3 separate regions of the Mus musculus genome follow, and all the other regions are linked to region 2. Evidence: chromatin loops called from intact Hi-C (ENCODE). Cell type or tissue: left cerebral cortex. All regions are shown on one strand.

The links. Peaks named below come from ENCODE experiments on the same cell type or tissue, not always from the same donor. Only the 100,000 strongest peaks of a DNase experiment are listed, where the experiment ranks them.
Region 1: it touches region 2 in a loop (3-fold over the local background); 2 of 42 quality-filtered maps call a loop at or near these places.
Region 3: a loop joins it to region 2, with 2.3 times the contacts of the local background. A loop is called at or near these places in 2 of 42 quality-filtered maps.

Annotation. Positions count from the first base shown.
Region 1 is chr19:15,206,676-15,209,175 of GRCm38, forward strand. No RefSeq gene overlaps it. Among named protein-coding and RNA genes, the nearest start is that of Gm46645, 130 kb to the right of the region's middle. In left cerebral cortex, no CTCF peak of the experiment used is centred here; a DNase peak (open chromatin) is centred at 1,360.
Region 2 is chr19:15,509,199-15,511,698 of GRCm38, forward strand. No RefSeq gene overlaps it. Among named protein-coding and RNA genes, the nearest start is that of Gm31594, 89 kb to the right of the region's middle. In left cerebral cortex, no CTCF peak of the experiment used is centred here; DNase peaks (open chromatin) are centred at 1,393 and 1,681; H3K27ac peaks cover 553 bases.
Region 3 is chr19:15,210,501-15,213,000 of GRCm38, forward strand. No RefSeq gene overlaps it. Among named protein-coding and RNA genes, the nearest start is that of Gm46645, 130 kb to the right of the region's middle. In left cerebral cortex, no CTCF peak of the experiment used is centred here; a DNase peak (open chromatin) is centred at 963.

The sequences.
Region 1 (2,500 bases), 300 kb before region 2:
TTATAATTTAAGAATAAGAGTAAGGGCAGGCTGGAGGGATGGCTCAGTGGTTAAGAGCACTGACTGTTCTTCCAAAGGTCCTGAGTTCAAATCCTAGCACCACATGGTGGCTCACAAACACCCGTAATGAGATCTGATGCCCTCTTCTGGTGAGTCTAAAGACAGGTACAGTGTACTTATGTATACTAATAATGAATCTTAAAAGAAAAAAAGAATGAGTGGGGGAGTAGAATGGTAGTTTTTTGTTTTTCTTAAAATAAAATCTTAACTGTTTGATTTTACTAATGAAAACTCTGGAGTTAGTTGTGGGGAAAGTCTGCTAATTCAGAGAGGCAGAGAAAACACCCAGCATCCTTCCTCCTCCCACAGCAATACCCTCTTTTACTACTCATGCTGTCTCAAATATTTTCCTTCAAAGTCAATGTCCCTCCCTTCTACTTCCTGTGCATCTCTCTATCCATCCTCCTGACTTCCTTTTACTCTCTATGTTTTTTTTTTCCTTATTAATCCTACGTTCACTTCCTGTCAATTGTCAATTGGTTGCTTCCTTTGCCTCTTAACCTATGGTTGACTTTATTTAATCATGTTTATAATATTCAATCAGAAAGCTCTTGGATTAAAGGTATGCACTATGTCTGAGTCACACCACAAGTAAAAACAGTTTTTTCCAGTAAATAACACAATCTCAGGGTATGATTAAATATCCTGCAACATAGTTGAATTCTATTTAAAAGAAACAAATGCATACATGGTTATATTATCGTTTCTAGAAAATTAAACTGGAAACATATATTCACCACAGCTTATATTACAGATAAGTTGGAACTTACTTGTCAAATTGCACTCTAACTTCATTACTGATCTGAAATTATATACTTAATTTGTTTCTACCTTTATATGTGAAAGATCACCAGCTCTGACATTTCCTGTTTCTATGAGAAAGATGAGTGTTTTGACAACTTGAGTTTTGTTTTGTTGTGTTGTGTAGTATAGCGACAGTGACAGTGTCTTGTCATGTAGCCCAAACTGGGCTTGAAATTGTCCTTTCTCTGCCTTGCCCTCTCACCTGGGATTGATTACAAGCAGCAGCACCTCTCCAAGTTTAATTTCTCCTGGTTTCAGGTCTTTTGTTTTCCCGAGAAAAGCAGAAATGATAGCACTCAAAGTTGTTGAGACGATCAATAAAAACAGTTAGTAGGGGACTATTTTGCATTGTATGTAATGAAGCAGCATTGACAATAATAGCTTATGTGGTGTGTTTTTAATGCCATCTGCATTCTGGCAATCACTGCAGCTCTTTGAGGTACCTGGGAGCACTCCCCCTTTTCAGTGTCACTGTGCCAGGAAGCTTTCTCAGTGGAAGCACTGCTACTCCTCTGTTTCTAGCATAGCTGCTTTCTTAGACAGCCAACTTCACCCACCGACACATGAAGAAAAAAAAAATCTTGATCTCGTTATATTTTCAATTTAGCTTATTTATATCTACTTGGACAAAGCAATGTCGGGCCATTGCTGGAGGTTAACGACCCCCAACTCTTCCTTCCCACCCTCCACATACCCTGATCACACCAGGAAGAGTATTGCACCCTGTTGAACAGGGACTGCTTTATGGGTCATTTGAATGGCAAAGTTGTGAGTTACAGCCTATCTCAGCATCCCTCTCCAAGCCCAAAACTGTGCGTTGTCTTCCTGCCTGAGCCCAAAGGCTAGCTTCCTTCTTTAAAGTCATTAAGTGGACATTATTAATGAAAACTCAAGTGAAATTTGACATCAAGCTTTGATTATACCTTAAAAGGCAAGAAAACTAGAAAGTAAAAGCCTAATTCAATTGGTAAGTCGATGACTAAGCAACCTAACCTGTCCTCAAATATATTTCACTCAATGCTACCCACATGGAAGATTGCTATCAGTAATAGATTCCCGTTGCTCTTCTTCAGACATTTTATTCAGATCAAGAAAGAGATGCTTTATTCAACAGTTTGAAGCCATATTTGTGTTTGTATGGACACACAGGCCTGCGCAACCCTCCAGTGAGTGAGACTAAAGATATCCTTATCTTGTTCCAGCAGTACTGAGGATATGAGTGAGGTCATAGTCTCATACACTAGAAATGTACACTCCCCCTAACAAAAATCACTACACATCAAAACTATGGTAAAATATACTCAATACATCAATGTTTACTTCTCCAGTTTTTGACAGTTCTAGTTGTATAGTACACCTGAAAAGGGGATAACATTTGAAATGTAAATAAAGAAAATAGTCAATAAAGAATGGGATCAGGATAAGGAAAAAAAAGAAAACTGTATAGAACATAGGTCTTAAATTATAAGTAAATAAAATAATGAATATGTTGAAGAAAAAAAAAAGAACAATGTGTGTGGACAGCTCCTGTGTTTTGAGTCTCTGCCATTATCCAAACAAATGGATCTACTTCTACCAAATGTACAAGAATTATCTTATAACACCGAAGGAATTCAAGAAACCCTTTGCAAAAATG
Region 2 (2,500 bases):
TCCTGAAGCTAAAGACTTGTCTTAACCATTTAGTGTCCCCTCATCCCTGGCACAGAAAAAATACATAATGTATATACTGGTCAAGTTGAGGAAAAGGCTGATGTACTCCCCCAGTATGTACAGTTACCAACTATTTGCTTTTATGAACATTTCACTCATGTATGCAACTAATGTAACAAGATGCTGTGCCAAGATTCTTATGCCACAAGATCATTGTTATCTACAGTTCTAGTAAACTATCATACACTGCTTTTCTTATCAACTTGATATGGGAGAATGGTTGCATGAGAAGGGCAGTTGACATCCCAGCCTGGATGTCAGGAAGTTCCCTGTGTATCCTAGCATAATGAACAGCATCCCTGGCTTTGGTCGGTAGCACCTTCCTCCCAGTATAACAATCCAAATTACAGTTGTCCTCTGGAAGGAAGAATCGTGTTGGGAGAAAACACTAGCTTACAGATAGTTGATGTCTAATTCTTGAACAGTTTCACCAAGGAGATTTGTCTTTCCTTACTTAGAAGGGCATCCCCTAGCTTGGTTAAAATGTCGCCTAGATAGGCTAATATGATATATTGGCCTATCCCTTAGCCTACCCCTAATCCACTACATATAGCTATACTAAGCTATCTTTCTCCATTGAACTGCTCAAAATCACTATGAAATCAGACTAGAAGTGATCTCTGTCTTTGTCACTGAGGTATTTAGTACATGCATATCACATCTATAATACTGCTATGAGTTATTTCAGTAAGATCTCACGCAGCCTTCAGAATTTTTAGACAGTAAGGCACTATCTCCTATGCTCCCAGGAATTGCTAAAACTTCAGGAAATATATTTCAAGGCCTTTCAAAACTTGTCTTCCACATACAACTGTATACATTATGCTCTCGGCGGGGGAATAAGATGTTACCAACACATATGGACACTTTAAAAAAAATCATCCCAATCTTTATAAATATTCTAATACTATCAGTCTGTTTGTCTGTCCATCAATCATCTATCTTTATCATCATCACCATCTATCCATCTATCTCTCTCTCTCCCTCCATCCTTTACTCCCTCCTTCCTTCTCTTCCTCTCTCTATCCTTCCTTTTCTCTCTTTCTCCATTCCTCTTGGCTTTTGAGGAAATTTTATTTCACTTGTTTCTATGGTAAATGTTTAAATGTGACACCTCTTAGCATACAACCTACAGTCTTCTGCATCTCTTTTCTTTCCCAGTCATTGTGGACCCCAAGACTTACATGCTAAAATTCAAATGTGGCTGTGTCTAGAGAAAAGGTCTTTAAAGAAGAAATTAAGTTAAAATTGTATCCTTGAGAAGAACATTAATTCAATATGACTGTGTTCTTACAAGAATAAATCAGAACACAGACAAGCACAGGGCGGTGGCAAGGGGGTGTTCTTTTGAAGATACCCAGAGCAGATGGAAAGAAAAGGAATCCATTTATAATTCAAGAGAAAATTCCTCAGAAGAATCTTAACCTGATAGCATATTGAACATAGTAAAGCAAACTTCTGTTGTATGAGCCACTGTGTATATAGTATTCTATTATGACAACTTAAGTAAAGTAACATACACTAGTATTCTCATCAACTTGATGTGGGGCAATGGCTCCATAGGAAGGGTGGCTCATTTTGCTTAAGGTCTGGACAAGTGACAAGCCTACATGGTTGACGTAGCTCTCTTTAAATGAGAGGAGGTACTTGGACCCTCTTCAACTCTAACTCTTAACATCAATACTAGAGCAACAAAAGAAAAAATACCCTGCGTACTACATGATTTTGGCATCTACTAGGCTTTTAACAGCATCCAGAAAGAGAGCCATATTTTCAGCACTGCAAGACCTCTGCTGTCCATTGCTGCCATACATCTCACAGATGCCTCTAAAGGCAATCACCCCTCGCCTATGTGAACTTGGGTGAAGGTTCTACGATGCAGCAACCTGTCTGCTCAGTGATTTCATGGACAATATACTAAAACATGACTGACTAGAGGAATTATCTCCTTGCATTGCTGACCGGCAAATGGATTTCAAACTCTGGTCTAGCTCTGGATGGCATCCTTCTAGGTGCACATAAATCATCCTATTGAGTTTAGTGAGCAGAACTAGTACAGGGCATTTTCTTGGCAGTTATCTTACTCAATACTTTTTCTGATGTTTCACTTCAACCTATATTAGCTAAAACATCAGCAGGACTCTACAAAACTACAGACACTCTAGGTAGGATTCCATATGTATTAGCCCTGACTAATAAAGTCTTGTGTGGATTCATATCTGAAATATTATTTTTAAGGCTGATGATCTAGCTCAGATTTGTCTACCTTACATAAAGTGACAGGTTTGATCCCCAGAACTGCAGATAAATAAATAAACAAACAATTTTTTAAGGGATTAATCTTGAACAGGAAAAGGGTAGTCACTGATTGAATAATCACTCTTCATTTCTACTCGGGCTTCAGTTTTGACACTTCTTATACTTTGAATCTGAAATATCC
Region 3 (2,500 bases), 300 kb before region 2:
GAGAATGCTGCATTGTTCAGAAGTACCATATAGATGATGTATATGAAGGCGTGAAGACAATGAAATAGAACAATTTTCAGTCTCTTGCTGTTGGCTAAGACACAAACAGCTAGGAACAAACCAGTAAGTGGTGAATATGTCTACATCTCACGTGAGATGTCTGAACAGTTGATTTCCATTCAAAGATGGCCCAAAATACACAATGGAGTTAACATTGTAGTGTCCAAGAATGAACATTTTGTGCATTGAGAGCACTGACATTTTATATTGCTGGAAGAGGAAAAGGTGATATCCATTTCAGGAGACAGAGAGGTACAGGGGGGAATGAGAGAGTGTGACTTGAGCTCGTGTGTGTGTGTGTGTGTGTGTGTGTGTGTGTGTATGCATGTGCTTGTGCATGTGCGTATGGTTGGCATAAGACTACAGCCAGCTAGCCATTCTGATCTCAGACAATAGAGCAGGGGAAACTGCCCTGGGAAGCTCAGCCTGTGCTGGATACTGCGTCCAGGGGCTTAGCTGCTGCAGTGGTAAGAACAGCTGGACTGTGTACTCTCTCTGGCCTATAGGGAGGAGATGCTTCCTTCTGTGGGAAGGGTGCATTTTTGTTCCTACAACCTTGTTAACAAATCTGCCAAGGTAGACATACTGTGAGAGCCTGCATCCTTCCAGTGAGCCATAGTTTTTAATTTTGTAATAAGGTTAGATAAAGACAGTTCTGATAGAAAGGTCTAAGTTCTCACCACGGACCAGGTCTGAGGCTAACAGGAAAAAAAATGTCAGCTTTGAATTATCCTAGAAGAAACTTTGCAGAGGAGCCACTTAGAAAGTCATCTAGAGGGTTGGAAGAGAGTCTTGGACTCCGAGGTGTCTGAGGCGCTGTGAATGACTAACATGAGAGCAGCATCAGCATCCTTAAGCAAGTTTATATAAAGGTGTCGTTGGCCACAACACAGGCTCCTACTCTGAACAAGACAAGTATTGAAAATATCAGCCAAACCTGGAACCATTTACCCTGAACCATGGCAGGTAAAATATGCATCTTTGTGGGCATTCCACTTGATCCCATTCTAAAAACTGTTACTTGGAGTCTGGAAAGAAGCACAAGTGGGAGAGAGGCACAGAGAAAGACAAACATTTATTACATTTCAGGACTTCTAAGCCAGGGACAGCTAAGTTGGCCGATGGGAAGCACAGTAATGCTAGACTCTTGGTGATCACCCAGGAATAGACCTTCAAGATGGGCACTAGCCTAGTGTTAGAGTATTCACTAGCACGTGCAAATCCCTGTGTTGGATTCCCATCACTGAAAAGAAAATACATGATAGAAGCAAGGCTTTTATGATCAATAATAACCAAAGGTTGCCTTTTTAATTTCCAAGAGTCAGGTAATCAAAACACAGGAGCTGAAATGTCACCCAAAGACATTTTGGAACACAGAAAGAATGGAGTCCCTAATACAGCTTGGAAGGGACACTGACAGAGCAAATAGGATTATTTGCATATTCCTATAGAATTCCACACATACACACATGCGCACACACAGACTGACATAAAAAGCATACCTGTCACAACAAAAGAAGAAATTCTTGAAATAAATTATCTAAATATAGCATGAGAGGCCCTTCGTATCTGTGCCTCCAGCAAGGGGAATGGGCAAGAACAGCTTTCACAGGGCATAAGCTCTGATATAGCAAAGTGGCCCTAATGGCAGAGGCAGTATCCTAGAAAAACTGCCAATTCTCAGATCAACCATAGTACTAAAAAAAAAAAAAAAAAAAAAAGGTTGACTTTGATTTTATTATGTGTCTGCATGTGGGTATATGACCTTGAGTCCAGGTGCCCTCGGAGGCCAGAGGTGTTTGATCCTCTGGAGCTGAAGTTGCGGGCTGTGAGCCTTCTGACATGCGTGCTGAGAAATCAGTGTGAATTCTGTTAGAGCAGTGTACACTCTTAACTGCTGAGCTACCTCTCCAGCCTCTACTGTTTTATTTTTTGAAAACAGAGAGGCACCTAGGGTGCACAGTTCTTCCAGTGTCCCCGATGCATAGATTAGGATGTTGTCACCTAATGAAGGTGACACCTAACACAGGATCAGAGCTTCAGGACAGTAGAGCTGCGACTGTCTCTTATGCTGTATTTTTAAAATAGTTAGACTTTTGATAGCCATTTCTGAGAAAGTGGTGTCTGAATTTGGCTGAACTGACAAGGTATAGGGCATAGAATATCCCCATGGCAGGAATTGGATCTGTGTGCTGCTAGCCTCTCCGTGTGGGCTTGTTTGATTGGATTCATTTTCGAGGACTGAACTTCAAAATATATTTAAAAGATATTAGCAGCTAACCCAGAATCTCAAAACAGAAGGACCAGGGAAAGGATTGTACAGGTTTGTGTGGGATGTATAGAGAGGAGGCTTATAAAACAGTGAAATAGAGACAGACGTGGGTGATTTGGTTCTGATAAATGGCACCCCCTGCCCAAACTGAGAGCACAGCCAGACATC